Linked DNA regions of Homo sapiens: region 1 is linked to region 2. Evidence: chromatin loops called from intact Hi-C (ENCODE). Cell type or tissue: OCI-LY7. All regions are shown on one strand. Each heading gives the region's core, and the rest is flanking DNA. Links, peaks and the distances in the headings are about the cores only.

The links. A loop is a pair of places that touch in the nucleus more often than their neighbours do. Peaks named below come from ENCODE experiments on the same cell type or tissue, not always from the same donor. Only the 100,000 strongest peaks of a DNase experiment are listed, where the experiment ranks them.
Region 1: it touches region 2 in a loop (7-fold over the local background); 2 of 110 quality-filtered maps call a loop at or near these places.

The regions. Positions count from the first base shown.
Region 1 is chr3:187,895,334-187,907,202 of GRCh38, reverse strand. LOC124906315 (a long non-coding RNA gene) reads right to left here and starts at 9,580. Exons shown (of 3, transcript XR_007096212.1): 1 at 8,899-9,580; 2 at 5,349-8,758; 3 at 4,329-5,248. RefSeq lists enhancers at 4,857-4,906, 4,913-5,414. In OCI-LY7, for the core only: CTCF peaks have their summits at 6,011 and 6,234; DNase peaks (open chromatin) are centred at 4,922, 6,062, 6,942, 7,752 and 2 weaker places; H3K4me3 peaks cover 5,137 bases; H3K27ac peaks cover 7,478 bases.
Region 2 is chr3:188,233,483-188,245,351 of GRCh38, reverse strand. All of the region lies in intron 2 of LPP (LIM domain containing preferred translocation partner in lipoma), which reads right to left. Among named protein-coding and RNA genes, the nearest start is that of FLJ42393, 61 kb to the right of the region's middle. In OCI-LY7, for the core only: no CTCF peak of the experiment used is centred there; DNase peaks (open chromatin) are centred at 2,721, 4,071, 6,091, 8,921 and 4 weaker places; H3K4me3 peaks cover 6,817 bases; H3K27ac peaks cover 7,684 bases.

The sequences.
Region 1 (11,869 bases), core at 2,087-10,086, 340 kb after region 2:
AACTGGAAGGGAGGAGGTTGAATTCAGCTGTGGGTGACCTCAGGGTTCATGATCCTCCCCTATGCTGGGTGACTTACTGTAGATCTTCATTGCCCTGGAGCAGGAAAGCTGGCTGTGTGCACTGAGTGGCCCGAATACACTGTTTCTCCACAATTCTCTGTTGCTCGATTCTTCAGAAGTGTCTATTTATTTCACTCAGCAAGACCTCAAATATTACTCCAAACAACTGGCTTCCAAAGAGTTGGCTATTTTCCCTGTTTTTAATGTTGGGAGAAGAAACTCAACCAGTCATTTTTCTTTTTTTACTCCGTTACTTTACAAGAATAAAAATAATCATATTAAGATGTCAAAAATAAATTTTAAATGTGCAAATGTGGGAGAAAGACACCTCCTCTCTGGGAGAATCCAAAGTAATTTAAATATACTCCTGTGTGCTCTTTGTGTGAAATGCAGTGGCCACAGTTCAAATTAAGATGTTAACAAGATATTAATAAGAATGAGCTGGGAATAAACACGGGATTGCAAAATCAGTTCACAAAGTCATTTAAATTAGGAGCACACGATGTGATTGGGAGTCTGCATGCCCTGCCCCTGTTGTCTGTGCTGGCTCCTAGGAGACAGGCCTCCTTTCCACTGCTTCTTCTACTGACAAGTTGATGGGCGTACCTTCTCTGTGCCCAGTCCTGAGCCAGAAATGAATAGGAGAATAAAAGAACTAGCTCTTGCCCTTAGCGAGGTCCAGTGTGGTTGATGAATTTGACTTTGGTTAGAGTGAGCAAAGCTTACGCCCAAGAAACTATTAGAGTTCATTATACCCAAGCAGGGTTAATTTCAGAGCTGAATGGCTGATACTATAAATTTTGACTACTGTAAAGTTCTACAGTGATGGAGCTTGGGGTAACCTCAGGGATACTTGTGAAAACCCTCATTATATAGAGGGAGTGGGTTCCAGGAAGACCCAGGGAGAGAAAGGGACTGGCCCAGAATATTACAGCTAGTTAATGGTAATAATCATGGCTATTCATTTGTTATCAGACCCCGTGCTATACAGTGTATATATTCAACTTCTTATCTAATCCATGACAGTGTTGTGAGGCAGGCATTGTCCTGTTTAGGGATAAGGAAACTCAGGCATAGAGTTGGGAGCTTCTTGCCTGTGATCACATAAGATAGCTGTAGAGGAGGGATTTGAATCCCCTTTACGTCTGACTGCAAAGACCATTTTTTTTAACCTTTAAAAACAGATATGGGACTAGCATCTAGAATCAATTTCACTTTGGTGTAATGCTTCCTTTAGCATAGAGAACCTTTGGTATATTCACTGATTTATTTGATATGCATTTTTCCGAGGGCTGACTATAAGCAGATCTTGGGCTAGACCCTGGGGATATAAAAAATTAATAAGTGTAAGTTCTTAACCTCCTGGAGCTCAAAGTATAATGTAGTGACTGACACATGAAAAGGAAAATTACAGTACAGTGTGATAAGTGTTATTATGGAGACATAAATAAGTGCTGTGAGAGATTGGGGCAGAGCGAAGGGTTCTGCCTGGAGGAAATAAGGGGCAACATCACAGAAATGGTGAAATGGGAGTTTGGGCCTTGAAATATGAGTTTACCAATCACAGGAGGCCAGAAGTACTTTCCAGAAAAAGGTAACAGCACATGCAAAGGCCCCAAATTGTGAAAGGAATTGGTACGTTTGGTTAAGAAGTTCAGAGTGGCTGTGTGGGGTGGCAAAGCTGAGGATGAAGCTTGAGATCAGATTGTTAAGTGTTATGTTCCCCAGCCAAGGAATTTTGTCTCAAGTTTATGGGCAATAGATCATCAATAGGGATTCCTAAGCAAAAGTGTGTCTTGGTTAGATTTGCTTTTTAGGAAGATAACCCAAGGAGACATGGAGGACAGAGAGCAGATGTTGCCGTGGTCCTGCTGAAAACTAATGAGGGCTTGAGCCAAAGCATTGTGGATGGAGGGGAGGGGTGGATGAGGCCTATTAATTTCTGAAGTTAAACTCCTAGGGTTTGTTGACTGACATGCGGAGGGTAAAGGAAAGGAAGTGTCTAAGGAAGACTCTGTGATTTCTAGCTTTAGAAGTAGAGTGGAAAAATATGCTGTTAACCAAGGCTGAACACAAAGGACACAGAGCACATTTGGTGAATCTATAGGAGAGGGCTCTTTGGAGCACAGTATTTTAAGTTTCTGTAAAAAACACCCCACTAGAGATGTGAATAGGCTTTTGGGAAGACAGAGATGGTTTTTGCGGGAGAAGTAGGGACTAGAGTCATCAGGGTATAATGGTACTTAAAGCTCTAGAACCAAATGAGTGTTCCCAGGGAACTTTGGGTGGTGGGGTCAGGGGGAATAGATAGGCTCAAGGTGAAATCTTGAAGCATCCCAACATTAAAGTGTGGGCAGCATAGAAGAGACTGTGGAGAACCAGGAGAGAATTTCAAGACTGATGAAGAGTTGGTTTTTAGTGCAAATACCACTTTGGGAATGAGGAGGATGAAGACTGCAAAGAAATCATTTGATTTGACAATGAGGAGGTCACCAGGGACCTCATCAAGAGGGTTTTCAGTGGTGTGAGTATGTGTGTGGTTGTTTATAAGCCAGGTTGTAGTGGGTGGGGTGTAGGCAAGGAGTGAGATCATGAAGATGGCAATACATACTCAATAAATTTAGCTGTGAAGAGGAGACAGCTTTATCAATTACTGGATGAAAAAAATGGTTTTAAGAATTTAGAGAGATTCAAGGACACTGATAGGCTGAAAGAAAGGAGTTCCAGAAACAGGAGAGACTGATAATCCAAGAGGTAAAGAGGATAACTGGTGAAGCAGGTCCTTGAAGAAGGCTGAAGAGAAAGGGACTAGTTCATAGGTGGTTGGACCAGCCATGGTGAGAAGAGATCCCTCCACCTCTCTTCTTACCATCAGGGAAGAGGAACAGAGAGGTTTGCTGGTGGTGTGTTTAGAAGAGGAGGAGCAGGAGAAACTCAGAGGAAATATAGTGATTGTTATGGACTGAACGCTCATGCTTCTCACCCACCACCAACTGTATATGTTGAAGCATATCCAAAGTGTGATGGTATTTGGAGGTGAGGCGTCTTGTAGATAATTAGAGTAGGAGGGTGGGACCTCATGAATAGCATCGGTGCCCTTATAAAAAGATCTCAGGGAGCTCTCTAGCACCTTTACTACCATGTGAGTGTAAAACAAGAAGTTGGCAGTCTGCAGCCTAGATGACGGCCCTCACCAGCACCCGACCATACTGGCACTCTGACCTTGGACTTCCAGCCTCCAGACTGTGAGAAATAGATTTTTCTTGTTTTTTGTTGCCATGCAGTCTACACCACTTTGTTGTAGAACTCAATCTGACAGTGAGATTCTAGTTGCATCCCATCATTGCATAGATGGGGAAATGGAGACTCAGAGAAGTGGAGCAATTTGTTCCAGTTTGTGATACAAGTAAATGGGGGAGCCACGGCTGTGAATGGCATCTCCTGACCCCCATGCCTGTGCTCTTTTCACTCCCCACCTGCTTCTCAGACTCTCATGGCCTGGGGAAGATCCTGAAACAAGGGAGGATGAGCAGTGATATCTAACAAATATGCCAAAAGCGAGGTGAACTGCTTTGAGATTTCACCTTGAGTCTATCTAACAAATGATATCTAACAAATGTACCTCCTCACAACCAGGCACAAGCTCCTCAGAGACAAGACCCTTCGGAATGTCTTCTGGGCTTGTCAAATAGGCTCAAATATACTTAATACTCTGTGAATCTCCTTTGAGGCACCTGGCCCTGCATTCTTCACAAATAACCACATAAAATAAGAACTCTAAGACCCTCATCTTTTTCTGGTGTCAGCTCTCACTTGCTTTCTCTCAGCTAGTTCTTTCCATACCATCCTCACTTGCTTCTTACACCTACATTCTATGGCTTCCAGCAGATGCCTGGAATTTTCTTGCCAGATTCTCCCTAAATGAAGATTCCTCTGGCTCACCTTCCTGTGGTCACCCTGAGTAAGGCTCTCTTGGCACTTTGCAGTCCCAGAGTCCCTCATGCAGGCAGGGATCCTCTAAGGGCAGGTTTTCACTGACATCACCCTAACTTCCTCAAGTGGAACTTGAACATATTAGTCATTTCATGCTAATGCCACAGTTTTTACTAATTTATATTTTTTTAAAATAGTTTTTTAAAATTTTTTAAAAAATTATTAATCCAGTAACTGTTGAGAGGATAGTGCCTGGTGGGGGAAGGAGCGATGAGTCAGACACAGTCTCTGTTTTCAAGGAGTTTTTGTCTAATATTAGGGAGCAAAACAGCAAATTAAACAGCAAGTGTGAAAGTGATTAGCAGGGTGCCCAGCTTAATAGGTGAGAAATTATTTTCATTTAAAAACTGATATACATAAATATCTGAGAAGGGATAAAGGTGGTTCTAAGAACAAGGAGATTCCTAGATTTAGTTAGAAGCACAAGGGAAGAAGTTGAATATGAACATGAAGCATGAGTCAGGTTTGAGCAGGCAAAGGTGGGATTGTTGGGGGGGTGGGCACATTTCAGATGAAGAGAGCTTGTCTAATATGCCACTGTGTTTACAGGTGAAGCCAGCTATTGAGAGAAAACCTGGAAGTTTAGTGTCTCTTGTCCCACAGCAATGGAGTACAAGAACTGAGACCCATGCCAAATGCTGTGATTCCCAGGGCTGGTGGCCATGTGCAGGACTAGTTCCCAAGGAGAAGGGCCAGAGGGCTTTGGGCGCTCCTCCCTGCCCCCATTCTGACTCATTGTGGGACCGAGCTGAGTTTAGCGCTTCATTTCCCTTCTTCAGGCCAGCGCGATTTGAATGCACCTGCCTCCCTTCTGTCCCCGCTGCCTGGTGAGGATGGCCGTTGTGAGGGGCAGGGAGTACTTCCTAATTGTGTTCCTGTGGTCTAGGTCCCACGTGAAGGCTCTTGGCGGTCTCACTCAAATGAGGTGGGGGCAGCCTGACCGCTCAGTCACACTTGGAGGATGGGTTGGCTAGTTCTTCTCACCCTCTGGTCTGGTTTTGAAGTTGCAAATTTCTTAAGTTGCTCTTAAGAAAGGTGTGGGCCAGGGCTGGCGGCGGTGAAGTGGAGTGGCGGCGGTGAAGTGGAGTCTTCAGAGAGCTGTCAGGTCTCAGCCACTGTGCTCCGTATCTTCCTCCTGTGCATCCTATTAGCTCCGGAGCTCCCAACCTTCTCCTTTCCACAAAATTAGACACATCTGAAATGCAGAGCAAATAGTCTCACAGGGGAAAAAACAAAAAAGATGAGGCAGTGGAGGAAGGGGGAGACAGTAAAAACTACAAAATATTTCCATGCACCTGGAAGGGTTAGTGTCCTTCCATGCAAAGTGAGTTTGTCTGGAAACTCCTGCTACACGGATTGAGGGTTCACCTTGTTTATCTGCCAGGACACAAGAGCTTGGCTTATCCATCCAGGGCATTGCTCCCACCAACCACACCTGCACAGTGGTGAAGAAACTACAGAACTCTGAGATGTATTATTATCACACCATCCTCAGGAACTGGGAGACAGTAGGGTCAATGTTCTATACAGCAATTAGAGGTGCTGACCTGTTTGAATTCTCTTGGTCTCCAGGGCAGAGGATGTTGGTGGTGATGATGATAATGCTATCAATAACTTTCTGTCATAGTGAGTCATACTGCTACAAAGGACTTTCACATTTATTGACTCATTTTATCTCAAAAGCGCAATGGAGACCCCATTCACCTTCAGAGTATCCCCAAAAGATAAGCCACCATGGCTAGTAAGTGGACTTCAGTATAGACTCATTATTTAGAGCGGAATATAGTGGAACTTTTGGGATTTGCATTGTGGTCTTGCCCTTACCAGCTGGGTGACCTTAGACAAACCACTTCACCCCGCTGAGCCTTAGCTTCTTCATATGTAAAAATGTGTTAATAATAACTGTCTCAGAGGGCTATTGTAGGGGTTTAAGTGACTTCATGTAAATAAAAAGGCCATTATAAACTCTAAAACATTATGCAAATATTAATTGCCTTCTATACAAGAATGGGCTATTTGCAAAAATGAATGTAAATATAGTTTGAGATGGCAGGTGTGACGTGCCTGAAAGAGCACTTTACTTGGGATCTGAAGATGTGTTTTCTATTTTGGCCTCTACATGTCAGGTGGCAGTGAGGAGTGTGGCTTTCAGACAGGCAAACACAACCATGCAAAAAAAAACGGTGGCCACCATCCGCCTGTCACCTTGTCACCTATGGTAGACTGAATGATGGTCCCAAAGATGCCCATGTCCTAATTCCTGGAACCTGGGACTATGTTCTCCTACATGTTAAAGGGACTTTGCAGATGTGATTAAGTTAGGGGTCATGAAGTGCAGAGATTATCCCATGTCATCCAGATGGGTCCATTGTAAGGTGTAGGAGGAGAGTTGTGTGACAATGGAAACAGAGATTATATGCATTGAAGATGGAGGAAGGGGCCACAAGTCAAAGAATATGAGAATCTCTGGAAGCTGAAAAAGGCAAGGAAATACATTCTCCCCTACAGCCTCCAGAAGGAACTCTCCCTGCTGGCAGCTTGATTTGAAAGCCCAGAGAAATTAATGTTGGATTTTTGGTTTCCAGAACTGTAAAAGGATAAATTTATGTCATTGTAAGCCACCAAGTTTGTGCTGGCTTTGTTACAATGGCAATAGGTAACTCGTGTATACCACCTCAAAATAATTCGGCTCCTATTTTCTTTCTCCCAACCTGAATCCAACTTCTGAATAGGCTAGTGGGCATTCCCAAGTTTTCCTCTACTTTTTTGGTGGGCCAGCCTGGAGCTGACCTTTCTAATTCTGCACAGCTTATGCATCACTGGGATTGATAAATGATAAACTAACTCATTGGTTCTGCACCCTAGATTGGCTGGAGCTCTTCCTAGGGGTACTCAGGCTCAGGAAATGCAGCCTTTGTGGCTTTGAGCAAGTCAGTTAAACTCATGGGCTCTCTATTTTTTCATCTGTCATTTGGGGATAAAATTTCTTTCTATGCCTACCTCACAGGGTGAAGACTTAAGAGAAATGATATCAATGAAAGCTCTCTGCCACTTGTAAAATGCTCTACAGGTATGAACCCTGTTATCATCATCATTAGCATTATTTTATTTTTAAAAGAGTAAAAACGTTATTAAATGAAATGAGTTATAAGTAAGAGTTTCTGTTTTTTTCTTTCTTTAACTTTTATTTTATGTTTGGGGGTGCATGTGAAGGTTTGCTACATAGGTAAACACTTGCCATGGGGGTTTATTGTAAATATTATTTCATCACCCAGTACCCAATAGTTATCTTTTCTTCTCTTTCTGCTCCCAGCCTCTCTTGGTATTATTTTTAAAATATCGAATTTTCCAGCTTAATCTCTTTCAAACTTAATATATATGTTGTGGCAATTGACAGACACTCTGATTCTAGACAAGGCTAAAATAATCCTAAGGAGAATATCCAGTTGAGCATTGGCTTTTAAATATCTGGATTATTCATAAGCTTGAACTTCCAGTATGGACCCCAAAATATAAAAAACAGATGCTGTGGGGCCATTAAATAATTGTTCAGTAATATCACCCATTTGGAGATGGTGAGGCTGGGCAAATTTCACTTGCCTTTCTCTTCGTGGAACTGAAAATGGAAAAGACACATGCTAATCAGAAACACGGTCATCTGAAAACAGGGGCTTTAAAAATATCTTTCGGCCACAAGATTGCCAAGAGCAGAGGAGCTGTGCATTACTGCAAAGCCCTGCTTGTTATATCTTGCCAGTGAATAATGAAGACTCCCACTAGTGACAGGCTCTTTCTCAAACACTAAAACCACAATTTACCTAAAGCTCGCCCTGGACCCTCAGAATCATTTATTTGCCACAACCTCACTAGTCTTCTCTGACTTGATGAGGATTACAAAAAACTCCAACAATCATCTGGTAAATTTGCTCAGAGGAGCAGAGAATATTAGAATGCAAGGGGAAGGCATTGGTGGAGGGGGCTAACATTCATCAACCACTTAAGTCAAGTTTCAAGACTCTACTTTTCCACACATACTATCTAATTTTACACTACTGTTCTATTTTTGTGGCTATTATCCCCATTTTACAGAAGAGGAATCTGGGGTTAGAGAGATTAGGTAACTTCAGAAGATCGTAGGAGAATGTGGTAAAGCTGGCTTTCCACACTGTGTCTAGTTCATCCCTTTACAAAAAAAGGAAAACGAGAGGAATTGATTGCCTCAGGATCATGCACTTACTTGGTGCCCCTTGAGTTCTAAAAGTCAGGCTCGCTGAATAATTTGTCTTGACCCCCCACTTTGAATCTACTCCCAAAGGGCTTTCCCCTGTTACTAGAGATGCCCCTGGCATGTGTCTCTGCTGCTGTAACCAGATTCAGCAGCAGAATGGAGAAAGGGGCATGTCCCAGTTGCTATTGAGGCATAACAAAGCAACCCAAGCTTAGTAGTTTAAACTGTGGGTTAGAAACTTAGGGGAGACTAGGCTGGGCATTTATGGCTCGGGAGCTCTCATGTGGTTGCAGACAGTGGCTGAAGCTGGAAGAGTTGGGGAGGAGGGTACTGGAGCAGTGGGAGGCAGGCCAGGCATCTTTCAGGGTCCCTCCACATAATCCTTCTTTATGGACCACTTTGGGTTTCCTCACAGCATGGCAGCCTCAGGGCAGTTGGACTGCTTCCTTGGCAGTTCAGTGGTCCACATGCTAGACCCTAGAGAACAAGGAGGCAATGGCATCATTTTCTTTATGACATACCTTCAGAGATCACACAACATCACTTACTCTATATTAGAATGATTGAAAGTGAGTCACAACCCCACCCAGATTCAGAGGAAGGAGACTTGACCTCACCTTTCGATGGGAGAAGGCCATGTAGTATGGCAGTCTGTCATGGCGAGAAAAGGCTGCAACAGTCGGAGCAAGATGAGGGATCTCAAACACTGAGAAGAGGGCCAGTTATTTGTGCACAAGAATATAAACACAGTCTCTTATTGACAGAGAAGCGCCTTTATGAAGAGAACCTGGAAGAACACTAGCAATACCCTATTACTTAGCAAAAGAGTGTATTAAGCTGACAGCGGGACAGGGGCATATTAGAGAAGGTCCCCAGATTATGTCTGGGAAGATCAATCAGTTTGGCAAAAAGCTCACAGAGCAGGGATTCCTGGAAGCTAGTAGAAAGAGTTCTATACAAATTGCCAGATTATATCTTACAGACTCAACCTTTTCTTTGAAAACATTAAAGAACTTAAGTTTTCTAAATCGCTTAGTTGCCTTAAAACATCCCTATGTTCCCCCCAACTTAGCCGAACGTTAATAGATTCTGGATATATATTAATGACCATTTCCATTCAATTATCCTTCGATAAAGCTATTTTAAAAAAATGAAAAGGAAATGCTATCTACCAGGTTGCTTTTTACTTTATTTGATGTATTTTTATTTCTTAAATGAGCATTTACCTTTACCAAGTTCTATTCTATGTTCTGGTATAAACAAACATGAGAGCACCCTGCCCTCCACAGGTGAGAGCCACCCACTCAATACAGAGGGGGCAGGGGGTACGGGGGGGGGAGCCATGTGTATCCCATGAATGAAATCCCAGGCCCACGTTTCTGAAGGTACCATGTGGAAGATAGTATTTAAATCCTGCTGTGTGTATGACTGATTTAAACCCCTGGTTCAAGTACATGGTTGTTAGTTGAGCGTTCTCCTCGGGTCATTCATTGTGTGAATTAAAAGAAACAAGGTATGTGAAGTACTTGGCACTTGGCATGTGGTGGGCATTCAGAAAAGTGGACTGCTTTTATTGGGTTGGGTTTTATTATAATTTAATATTAACATTGTGGTATGAAAAGTGACTTCCTGTTTACAAATCACTTTCTTATTTTTCATCTTATTTAATGATAGCAATCCAGTGATTCAGGCATTGTAATTATGGTCCCGACTTTACACACTGGGACATTGATAGTCAGGGAGGTCAAGTGACTTACCTGGGGTCTCTTAGCTAATACGCGGCAGAGCGGGGATTTGGAACCCAGCAATGACACCAAAGCGATCCCTTTTCACCTTACCATGCTGTTCCCTAAATTGACAGATGACCTTGTGCAAGCATTCCATAGCCCACCCTTCAATCTGGCCTTCAATTTCTACATCTGCAAAGTGAGAGGACTGAATTAAATTATGTTTGAGGCCCCATCCAGGTTCCAGCGACTCTGATTAAAAGCGTATGTTCAAGCACAGACCCTGCTTGCTGCAGAGCTCCTTGTGAAGATCCGAGCCCGGCTCCAGAGGGGGCTAGAGCCTGGACCTGTGCCCAAATCACAGGCCTGGCTTGGCGTCCATCACTGTCTTTGACTGCCAAAGGACAGAATTCTCTAGAGGACCTAACTCCAATCTGGCCAACTTCTGATGGCCTAAATTATCCTCTGACCTCGAACTTTTGATCATCTGAAGCTTATTTTAAAAATGGCTTAGAAATAGCCATTACATCTCTCTGGAGACCCCTTCCTTTCTTACCCTCATTACGTTCCTCCAACAACAGGGAAGGGAAACTGCGAGACAGGCAATCTGTATGTAATTTTTGTCTCTACTGCTGCCTTTCTGTGTGACCCTGGGCAAGTCATGTCATAAACAGAGGCTTATCAATAAGGGTTATCCTTTCTTAAGGATCTAGGAAGCCATGTGGCTTCCCCTTCAGAGAGAATTGGAAGACCTAGTACACATGACTTCAAGGTAAGAAAACCATCAGATTTTCTGTAACAATTAGAAAAATCATTCAGGGCTAGTCTACTTTAATTGCCCTTCTTTAAAAACAGTTTTTCTACTGTTTTGAAAAGAAAACAGGTGAGGAAAATGCTTTCTGTATCTGGCCCCAAGAGAGATTTTAAGTCTTTTTTTTTTTTTTTCTTTTTCTTTTCTGTTTTTCTAATATGGTTTTGCCTTTTTTTTTTATTATACTCTACATGTGCACATTGTGCAGGTTAGTTACATATGTATACATGTGCCATGCTGGTGCATTACACCCACTAACTCGTCATCTAGCATTAGGTATATCTCCCAATGCTATCCCTCCCCCCTCCCCTCACCCCACAACAGTCCCCAGAGTGTGATATTCCCCTTCCTGTGTCCATGTGATCTCATTGTTCAATTCCCACCTATGAGTGAGAATATGCGGTGTCTGGTTTTTTGTTCTTGCGATAGTTTACTGAGAATGATGTTTTCCAATTTCATCCATGTCCCTGCAAAGGACATGAACTCATCATTTTTTATGGCTGCATAGTATTCCATGGTGTATATGTGCCACATTTTCTTAATCCAGTCTATCATTGTTGGACATTTGGGTTGGTTCCAAGTCTTTGCTATTGTGAATAATGCCACAATAAACATACGTGTGCATGTGACTTTATAGCAGCATGATTTATAGTCCTTTGGGTACATACCCAGTAATGGGATGGCTGGGTCAAATGTATTTCCAGTTCTAGATCCCTGAGGAATCGCCACACTGACTTCCACAATGGTTGAACTAGTTTACAGTCCCACCAACAGTGTAAAAGTGTTCCTATTTCTCCACATCCTCTCCAGCACCTGTTGTTTCCTGACTTTTTAATGATTGCCATTCTAACTGGTGTGAGATGGTATCTCATTGTGGTTTTGATTTGCATTTCTCTGATGGCCAGTGATGATGAGCATTTTTTCATGTGTTTTTTGGCTGCATAAATGTCTTCTTTTGAGAAGTGTCTGTTCATGTCCTTCGGCCACTTTTTGATGGGGTTGTTTGTTTTTTTCTTGTAAATTTGTTTGAGTTCATTGTAGATTCTGGAT
Region 2 (11,869 bases), core at 1,851-9,850:
ATCACGAGGTCAGAAGTTCGAGACCAGCATGACCAACATGATGAAACCCTGTCTCTATGAAAAATACAAAAATTAGTCAGGCGTAGTGGCGGGTGCCTGTAATCCCAGCTACTTGGGAGGCTGAGGCAGGAGAATTGCTTGAACCCGGGAGGCAGAGGTTGCAGTGAGCCAAGATTGTGTCACTGCACTCCAGCCTGGGTGACAGAGCAAGACTCTGTTTCAAAAGAAAAAAAAGGCGGGGGCAGGGTGGGAAACAAGGCAGAATTATGCTAACAATTTACCCTAATACAAGCCTAGAATGATGAGTGCAAAGAAGAGGACAAAAATCACCACTAACAACGGACCAAGAATGAGACACTAGGTAGCCACCCATTAGACACGGTCCATGCCCTCAAGGAACATATGCCTAGTAAGGAGATACAAAATCATTCATCCATCATTCATTCACTCAGATTCATTGAAAATCTACCATGAACCAGATACCGATGTACATGCTGAGGCTTCAGAAATGAGCAGGACATGGCTGAGTTCACAGTTCAGGGCAGACAACAAACACATAATGCTGAGTAGACACCAGGCAGTGTGATTAAGCCAAAGGAGATGTGTTTTAAAAGCCTAGGTTACTCAGAGAGAGAGGGGTAGATTATCAGAGATGACACGGAAAAGGCACCTCTACAACAAACAATCATACTTTTGACTCTAATACAATGGAGAATGAATAAAGCGTCTAATAGAGAAGAGTGCCACACACAGTGAGAAAGTCCCTAGGGAGTATTCTGACCAAAGTCTTGGTCTTGAAGGAGAGGCATAGTCTTCTAATTGCTTTGATGAATCACAGACCAAACAGTGATTCAGCTCTGAAAGAAACCTTAGAGATGGGCATTCCAAGGTCTCATGGGGTTAGTAGCAGAAGCAGGACTGGAACCCAGAACCCAAGTTGGACCACTAGACTGGTGCCTCTCCCTAAGCCCACTCTGCCTCTTCCATGTCTGTGAATGAGCTTACCACTCCTAGCTATGCAAAACTGCATAGAACCATTTCAGCAAGAGGCTCAGGTAGCATTAAAGAAGTTCCCACCTCAACGATGTCAATTTTTTGTTACTGTTGTCTTGAGGAAGCATGTTTGCTTTTAAACGCTCCCAAATTAAAAGCCATTCTCAGCCTTCCTACAATTGTATGTGCGCTGGGCGCAGTGGCTCACTTCTATAATCCCAGAACTTTGGCAGGCCGAGGCAGGCAGATATCTTAAGGCCAGGAGTTCGAGACCAGCCTGCACAACACGGTGAAACCCCACCTCTACTAAAAATACAAAAATTAGCCGGGCGTGGTGACGGGCACCTGTAAGCTACTCAGGAGGCTGAGGCAGGAGAATCGCTTGAACCCGGGAAGTGGAGGTTGTGGTGAGCAGAGATTGTGCCTCTACTCTCCAGCCTGCGCGACAGAGCGAGACTCTGTCTCAAAAAAATAAAAATTTTAAAAATAAAATAATTAATTAAAAAAAAAGATGTGGACCTGAACTCAGATTAGTGTCAGAGTGAACTTTCTAGTTAGCCTCCTCTTTCCACAGTGAAGAAATTACACCCAGAGAGACTGAGGTTAGTCACCCTGTCCAATCACAGCACCAGTTACACAGCACCTGAACTCAGAAGGGTCTAGCACCTTTTGCTCAGTGCTGCCAGTGTGGTGGTCTATGGCCTCATTCTCATAGCCTGCAAGTGATAGACCCCAGGACAGCAAGAATCATGCCAAAAGGATAACATCAATTAGCCTGTGTATTGTAGAAACAGATCACGAGATTTTAGAACGTAAAGAAAGAGAAAAAGAAACGATTTATTTCGCAGCTTTCCGTGCAAGCTTTTCAAAGGCCCTTCCCAGATCCGGCCTTCTGAGACACCACCCCAAGCCCCCGGAGGTTTGTTCTCTACTTAAATTGCCCCAAACTATGCTGTTTTCCTATCAATACTCAACAGCAAAGATGGAAAAGAATTGCCAATTTCTTGTGAATCCTGAAGATTTCCTTTATGAGTCATGGGAAACTAAAATAACCTGAGGGGTAGGGGGAACGGTAGAAACAGTTTTAAATCGGTTCTCACTAGTTTGTTTTACAGTGTGGTATAACTCCTGAGAACAGAAAAAATCAAGTTTCTAGAGTTGTTGTAAAAATAGGAGTTTTTGTCAGGTTGTGTCAGCTGTCACTGTGGCATTTCTTATTAGTATTTTTCTGTCTTTTTTTTGTTATATTAATTATAGTTTGATCACTGTAAGAGCTATTTTGAATCTATGGGACTTTCCTAACCAGATTGTTTTGGCATTTTAAAGTTACTCACATTCAGGGCCTAAACAATATAGCAAGTATCTTTTCTTCCTCTCTTTTTTATACTCAAATTCTGAACAAAGGAACCATCTGTTCTCTCTCTGAAAACATCAGCCCTTGTTTTCATTTTTCATTAATCATAATGCCTCAAACTTACATAATCTCTTTCTCCAACTTGCTTATTAAAGCATTTTGTAGACATCGCCTCATTCGTCTTCAATATCATCCCCTACAAACTAAGGAGAAAGGGGAAATGTTTGCTAATTTTCACTTAGGTAAGTGATTATCAGATGTTTAATGAATTTTGCATGAATGATGGCATGTTAGCCTCAGAAGGGACCTTGATGATCACCTGGCCCAGTTCTGGCTCTTGCATTTGTAAAATGAAGACCCAGAAAGGAGAAGTGATTTCACATTCTATTTGTGTACCTAACTCTCTACTCCTGACTGTAAGTGGTGAGGGTAAGAACCGTGTCTTTCACAGTTTTGTATCTCCAGTACCTGGTGTGTATTTGTTGAATGGATGAAAATGCTTGCAAATAGTCACACAGGTGGCTATGACAGAGCTGGGGTCAGAGCTCTACTCTCCTGCCTTCCCATTCAATGTGTGTGGTTTTTTTTTCCTTCTTCTTTTCCTTCTCTCTCTCTCTCTCTGTCTCTCTCTTTCTTTTTATAATACAATATAGACCTGAATGCAAGAAGAATCAAGCAGAGACACAACTAAAAAGGTGATGAGGATGGAGAGGATAAAAAGCAGGCTTTTACCTATAAGTTAGAAATAGGTTGAACAAACCCAGTAGAAATCAAGTTTAGCCATTAGCCATGCTAAAAAATAACCCATGTTAAGGCTGAGTGTCTAAAAGCTCTGCATTCCTTATGTGTGCCATATATTTAAGGATTTAGTGGATTCCTTAAACATTACCCAACTGAGGAAATGATCTGTCTTAACGCCAAAGGACAGCATGCCTCCTTAACACCTATTAGCCCAAAAAAAGCACATCATCCACCCTGCGATTTGGCCTCATCACTCACTGTAACTCAAGAGGACATACAGCGTCAGAATCATGAAATCTACCAGCCCAAAGTTTTCCAATGAGCAGAGGTCACTGGAATAAAGACCTTTATTCCATATGCCTAGCTGGAAGTCAGAAATTCATTTGACATGTTTCTTCTTATTTTCAGAATGTCCTACTCCCCACCATTACTCTTTGAAGTTATAGGGAAAATAAACTCTTTCTAGAAAAACAAGTTAAATTTTCAATTCTATCATCTGAAATTACGTATATAGTAGTAGTTATAACAAAGTCAACGACTCTCTGAAGATTCTTTAAAAATAGGTTGTCCATGTAGATGAGAAAGCTGTAGGTCTGAAGAGAGAAGGAAATCTTTTATTTTTCAGTAAAAGAAAAAAAGAAAAGAAATCAGAGGGCCAAGGAGAACTCAAGTATATTATAACACGGTCTCACATGAAGTACATCAGTTACAGATACAAGCAGGAAACAAATTAGCTTCAAAATAAAAACAAATCAACATAAATGAACCTTCAAACAACTCTGATGACTTTTTCTCCCCCAAAGGGAAAGATGAAAGGAGATTAGAAGGAAGAGAAGAGAAAAAGATGAGGAACGAGTAGGGAGATGCTTAAATCCCTAACACAGCATGTCTCACACAAACACAGCAGGCTGCCGAGGGTGTCTGGGGCTGTCCAGCACACAGCGGACAGGCGTTTATACCCAGTCATGCAGGATCAGCTGGAGAAACGTACAGCATGTACTTCAGGGCAAACAGCTGCAGAGAGGCCTGCGCAGATAACAGCAGGTTGGATTCATGCTATATCAGTAGTTCTATCCATACCCACCACCTTCTGCTCCTAGAGTGTCAGGCTATCCCCATGACCACTTATCATTCTTGCAGCCACTACGTGGAACATTAACCCTCTATTGACACTTCCCTGATAAAACTGTGCCCATTTCACATGTAGGGACATTCTCACTGTCTTGCTACCTCTAAAATCATCACTTTAGACTATGCATACATACCCCGTAACATCTTAACATTTTTCATTTAAAAATAAAAGAATCATATAGTTAAGGACATATAAAAGATCCACAAAATGTTCCCTAACTGGCCTTGCTCTCCACACGGAACTTTTTCAGAGCATTACTTTAATATAGCCAATAGGGAGGTTCATTCACTAAGAGTGTCTCTGATCTCTGCTCGTGTGTCTGCTCAGGTCGCCGAGGACAGAGCAGCCCTGCATTTGGAGCTCGCCCCTCCCTTGCCATGCTCCTCCCACCAAAACCATGTCTGAGGGAAGAATCCCAAAGAAGGTTGATGTGTTATCCCACCTGAGCAGCCTTACTAGTTGACATGATTGGATAGTTATGATTACGCTTTTTTATATGAAAGTTTCTACCCAAATATGTTGCTGGTCTAATATCCTAACTACTCAATAACAGTGGAATGAGTTTGAATAAAGCTCTCAACTACTCTAGGCACATCAGTTTCCTTCCCTACAAAATAAAGCAGTCAAATTCAGTACGTATAAGACTTCCTTCCAACTCAGAAATTCTGTGCCTATGAAGTTGCTACTGTCAAACAATCTGACCTCTCCCTCTTCATTTGTTCCTCTTTACCTCTTTCTCTCTCTGTCTCTCTCTCACACACACACACACACACACACACACACACACACTCTTACCCAAAACTCCTGACTCTTATGCAGTCAACAACCTTGTTAGGCAAGCTGTAAGCTATTCCTACCCATGTTCCCCCTCACTACTTTTTGGCTTAAAATTTGATACCAAAAGGATTTTTAAATTAGTTTATGAAAGGAAAATGAAACACACAGATATCATTTACACATAAACCCCACCTTGAGATGAGATCCTCTGAAGGGTCCAGCAGTCTCTCCATCATCCCAGGTCACAGATGTATCCATCTGCCAGCTCCATGAACTACAGGACAGCAATACCAGAGATCTAGGTGCTCAAGTCCCATCTCTATTTCTTGCTCTCTGAGACCTTGAGCAACTCATTTTACTTCTCTGGGCCTCAGTTTCTCTGACTGTAAAGTGAGGTGTTTGGGATAAAATAAATTGCAAATGATCTACCAATTTTGATATCCTACCCTAGAGGCCTGAAATTTCATTAGAAATGAAAGCAAATACCCATCCAAGCCCTCTTGACTGTATTGGTGTTTACATAGGACCTGCCAGATAAATTAAAGTGACTTTTTGCATGATGTTGCGCAATCAATACTAATAGTGCAGTAATAGGGCAAAGACTTCTAATTTGTGCTTGTTTATTTGTTTATTTCCAGGCTAAGGAAGTCACAGACACCACCTGCCAATGGCTTTTGGAGACTCCATAATGCCTTTCTTTGAACAATGGGCCCCAAGTTCAGAAACTAAAAATGTCAAAGGTAGAAACCACAAAATAGAACTAAGGAGCCTGAAATATTGATAAAATGATTAAGAGAAAGGAATGTGATAGCCCTCTTTAAAAATTTTGTTAAAACCAATAGCGATAGTAAGAAAAGGTGATATAAAGTAAAAATAAAATTGAGCACAGAAAAGACTGATTTGCCTGGGATTCCTTTCAGCCGTGTAATCGACACAAACAGCAAAGACCATAATACTCATGTTTCTATTTGCTACCCTCAACTGACATGGTTGGCCATTTGTTTTGTTTTAAATAAAATGAGGAAGCAACAACTGTATTAAATTCATCCGCAAAAAGGCCATATTTGCATGTGGAAAACAAGTAAGTGTGTGCCTGAATGGGTGATTAGGCTTACGATTGCCCATCTGCACCCAGGGCCCAGGCATCCCTGCAGGTGTGCCTGCCGCAGGGGCAGAGAAACGGAGTGGAGAGCCCTCTGCCATGGAGGGAAACCCCACGGCAACTGGACTTGTTCAAAGCTGCACACCACTACCATCCTGCTCCTGATCCAGTGCCCCCATCTCTTAGAGCTGAAAAACAGAAATATGTTTTGTCATTCTTTTGTTAGATTTATGTGGATTCTTTGAATCACAAAAGCAATTTATTTTTTCCTGAGCATCTTCAATGTGTACTTAACTAATAAAGGCATATCTTGTTTTATTGCACTTCACTTTATTGTAGTTGGCAAATACTGTGTTTTTTACAAATAGAAGATTTGTGGAGGCAGCTGTGTATCAAGCAAGTCTTTAGGTACAATTTTTCCAACAGCATGTGCTCATTTCATGGCTCTGTGTCACCTTTTGGTAACTATCACAATGTTTCAAACTTTTTCATTATTATTATATGTATTATGGTGATCTGTGATCAGTGATATTCGATGTGACTATCATAATTATTTTGGGGTATCACAAATCATGGCCATATGAGATGGCAAACTTGATCAATAAATAGGTGTGTTCTGACTGCTCCACTGACCAGCCATTCCCACGTCTCTCCTTGGACCCTCCCATCTCCCACACTAATACTGAAATTAGGCCAATTAATAACCCTACAATGGTTTCGAAGTGTTCAAGTGAAAGGAAGAGTAGCACATCTCTCACTTTAATCAAAAGCTAGAAATGGTTAAGTTTAGTGAGGAAGGCATGTCAAAAGCCAAGAGAGGCCAAAAGCTAGGCCTCTTGTGCCAAACAGCCAAGATGTGCATACCAAAAAAAAAAAAGTTCATAAAGGAAATTAAAAGTGCTATTCCAGTGAACACATGAATGATAAGAAAGTGAAACAACCTTATTGCTGAGATGAAGAAAGTTGGAGTGATCTGGATAGAAGATCAAACCAGCCACAAAATTCCCTTTAAGTCAAAGCCTAATCCAGAGCAAGGCCCTAACTCTGTTCAATTCTATGAAGGCAAAAAGAAGTGAGGAAACTACAGAAGAAAAATCTGAAGCTAGCAGAGATTGGTTCCTGAGGTTTAAGGAAAAACTAGGTCTCCATAACATAAAAGTGCAAGGAAAAGCAGTAAGTGCTGATGGAGAAGCTGCAGCAAGTTATCCAGAAGATCAAGCTAAGATCACTGACGAAGGTAAATACTAAACAACAGATTTTCATTGTAGATGAAACAGGCTTATATTGAAAGAAGATGCCATCCAGGACTTTCAGAAGTAGAGAAAAGAAATCAATACCTGGCTTCAAAGCTTCAAAGGACAGGGTAACTCTCTTGTTAGAGGCTAATGTGGCTGGTGACTTTAAGTTGAAGCAAATGCTCATTTACCATTCTGAAAATCTTAGGGTCCTTAAGAATTATGCTGAATCTACTCTGCCTGTGCTCTATAAATGGAATGACAAAGCCTGGATGAAAGCACTGTTTCCAGCATGGTTTACAGAATATTTTAAGCCCACTGTTACCTACTGCTCAGAAAAGAGGGAAAAAAAAAAGATTCCTTTCAAAATATTTCTTCTCATACCTGGTCACACAAGATCTCTGATGGAGATATACAAAGAGATTAATGTTGTTTTCTTGTCTGCTAACACAACATCCATTCTGCAGCCCATGGATCAAGGAGTAATTTCAACTTTCAAGTCTGATTATTTAAAAAAATACATTTCATATGGCTCTAGCTGCCATAGATAATGATTCCTCAGATGAATGCGGACAAAGTAAATTGAAAACTTTCTAAAAAGGATTCACCATTCTAGATGCCATTAAGAACATTTGTGATTCATAAGAGAAGGTCAAAATATCAGCATTAACAGGAGATTGGAAGAAATTTATTCCAATCCTCATGGGTGACTTTGAGTGGTTCAAGACCAGTGGAGGAAATAACTGAGGATGTGGTGAAAATAGCAAGAGAACTAGAATTAGAAGTGGAATGAAGATGCAACTGTGTTGCTGTAATCCTTTGTTTAAACTTGAATGGATAAGGAGGGGCTTCTTATGGATGAACAGAGAAAATGGTTTCCTGAGATGGAAATTACCCCTGGTGAAGATGCTGTGAGCATCGTTGAATGACAACAAAAAAAAAAGTATATCAAATATTTCATAAACTTAATGGATAAAGCAGATCCAAAGTTTGAGAGGCCTGACTCCAATTTTGAAAGAAGTTTTCTTGAAGGTAAAATGATATTATGCATTATCACATGCTACAGAGAAGTGATACAGCTTGATATCACTCTTTCTCTGCAGAGTCAATCAATGTGGCAAACTTTATTGTTGTCTCACTTTCAGAAATTGCCACAGCCACCCCAACTTTCACCAACCACCACTCTGATCAGTCAGTAGTCATTAGCATCATGGCAAGACCCTCCATCAGCAAAAGCAGGACTCACTGAAAGTTCAGATAATTGCTAGCATATTTTAGCAATAAAAGTTTTAATTAAGGTATGTATACTGTATTTTTAGACATAATGCTATTTCACACTTAAGAGACTACAGTATAGTGTAAACATAAATTTCATATGCACTGGGAACCAATAATTTTGTGTGACTCGCTTCACTGCAATATTTGTTTTATTGCGGTGGTGGTCTGCAACTGAACCCACAATATCTCTCATGTATGTCTTACTGGTTGTTGCAACTATTTTTATTTGGCATGCATGACCACTTTTACACACTTCACTCTAGCCACACTGTCCTCTTCACTTTTCCGGCATGTCCCCAGCATGCTTCAGGTCAGGTTATTTGCATTTGCTTTCAGTCAGTTCTACACACTCTTCCTCCAGTCCATCCCACCCACACATCTCTGGCTTGCTACCTCGTTTCATTCAGGTCTCCATTCACATATACTCTTACCATCAAGACCTTCTCAGGCCAGTGAATTTACATTTGTGTCCTCCCTACTCTTCATGCCTTTAACCTCAATTATTTTTCTTCTTAATATATTTAGGTTGGTGTAAATGTAATTGCGGCTTTTGCCATTAAAAGTAATGGCAGAAATCACAATTACTTTTGCACCAACCTAATAGATCACAATGTAAATATTACATATTTACTCATTAATTTTTCTGTCTTTTTTTTAACATTTGTTCTAGTCCCATCACCTGGAATAGTGTCTAGCAAATAGTAGGTGTTCAGTAAACGCTCGAGTTAATGAGTCATCATTATTACTATTTGCAAACTATTATACTAGATGACATGGGACTTCCTATGGAAAAAGACATAATTCATGCCCTCAAGGAGCTTCTACAATCTAGAGGAGAAGAAAGATTGTGAAAACAGGCTTATACAGCAGACTGAAGTGGCATGAATGCTTTATTGGATGTATACACAAAGCATTCTGGTAGTACAAAAACAGCCAATCATTGACAATAGGGGATGGTGGTTGGAGGAGGCCTAAAGAAGAGACTTCCCTGGAACTACCCTGAAAAGAAACGTACAAATCATCTTCAAAAATACATTCAGTACAAAAAATTCTAAGACATCCTCAGTTAGTCTCCTTTCCTTCAATAATGCTAAGTGGAGAAGAGATTGCCCAAGGTAAGTCAGCACTTACATGTGCCAAGATTATGGAGAAAGGAACAATCACTTTACTCCAAAGAGCCTTCATTTTAAAATGGAAATTATTTAAATGTACACAAAAACATGTCTAAAAAAACTCTAGACTCTTAAGACAGGGAGGACCTTAAAAGTCATCATGTATAACATTTTATCCCCACCACAAAATACCTAAAATAGAAAATACCTAACTGCATCAACCCCACCTAGACATCTGCAGTGATTGTGAACTTCGACCTCCTGAAACACACATTCCATCTGTGGTTTGCTCTTAATATTAAAACATTAAGCATTTTCCATAAACATTGAGAAAACATCAACATTCTCACACTATCTATCTCTTGCTTCCAACCCACTGCTGCCAGAACTCTTCCAGAGGTCCCAAAAAGTGAGTTTGCACCCGTTCCACAGCAGAGACCCAGGACAGCACCACCTGCTCTGCTCTCTCCTCCTCCTGCCCCTTTATTTCTTCTTTACACTAAGCACTTCCAGTTCCTTCTTCATTCCTCTAGGGTTCAAGTTTCCAGCACCTTCAGCCATCCTAAAATGCCCTCTTCCTTTCCTTCCTTTATTCTTGTCCCAGTGTTCAATCACCTGGTTGCTGAGCTGACCTACTGCTCATGCAATTGGGCTTTTTGCAGAGAGCTAAGCATTTTGTCTGGAGTTGGAAGAAGGGGAACAGGAGATCTAATGGATTCATGGGGTAAGGCTGATCCAATTAAGACCCTGGCAGGATCACCTGCCTTTCTGACCTTGACCTTGAACTGCCATCTTTGACATAAATTTGAATAGTGGGGACATCATAACTCCTAGGAAGCAAAGAAGACAAAGAGGTGAAAAGTGACCTCACTCAACCTCAAAGACATACAGAGTTTGAGTAGTCTTGTGTTTTCAATAAGTCATGGATCTTCTAGAACTTCTTATTCTAGCTTTTCATCTCCCACAGCCAGCCTACGTGTATGAATGTGAGAGTCAAATGTGTAGCTTTTAACCATCTCTGTGTCAGAGAATCAGCTTCTAAAACTTAATGGGCTACGTGATCTTGGGCAAGACACTTCACAAGTCAGTAAATCAAAGCATCCAGAAGGTAGAACAAAAAGAGACATTTAAATCACCTAGTCCAAAAGCAGCTCAGATACCTCTCATATGCTTTCACTCTCCACTCCCATGGCGATATTCCTAAGTGATCATTAGCTGAGTCAGGATGCAGCCTCAGAGTCCTTCTCAGCACAGCACCTCAAGGAACCACTACCAACACATCATTTGGCCATGTGAAATAAAATCCAAACCACTCATTCCTCAGCTGAGAAAAACTGAACCACAAAGATGAGCCATGACTGACTGCCCGGGTCTCACTATTAGGAGCAGACCGGGAACTATCAAAACCCCTTACCCCATTCCTCTAAGTCATTTCTCCTCCCTAACTCTGACAGTCTGTGAATAGCCCTTGGAGCAGGGGTGGGGGTTTGCTATTACACTAAGTTCCATAAGAGTACAGATAACGGGTTTCTAACAAGGGGAAGGAGCAACACAGGAGGCTTAAAGGAAGATGTGCATTTGAGCAGGCTACAGAAGGATGCTATTTGTGGGAACCAGTGAAGTATGCCTTTAGCAGAAGAAAAGTTAGGATTGGGGTGAGCATTCCAGCAGAAGAAACAGCATAAGCAGAGGAATGGTGAGGACTCTGGAGTGCTGAGCAGGGGGTGAGCAGCGGCTACACACAGAGGCCATGGAGGGTGGCAGTGGGGATTGGGAGCGAAGAAAATGACAAGATTAAAAGAGTAACCAGAGACTTTGTGGAGTTGTAAATGCTGATTTTTAAAAATTGACTTAAAGGCCTTAAGTGTAATAAATGGTAAAAGAAGATTTAAACAGGAGTAGAAGGAAAAGTAAAGAATATATCTCCATTCTCAATGGGGGGAAAAAGCCTTGCTATAAACTGTATTACAGGAATACTTTCATTATGTAAAAACCTATTTTGTTTTCATGTCATTCTTAGATTACATCATAGAGTGGCTGCAGCCATCTCACACTATATTATAAATAAATCACTGGCTTAATCATAGAATGAGCCAGGGCCTCAGATTTAAAAGGAAAACATTAGATCATTTTTAATAACTGATA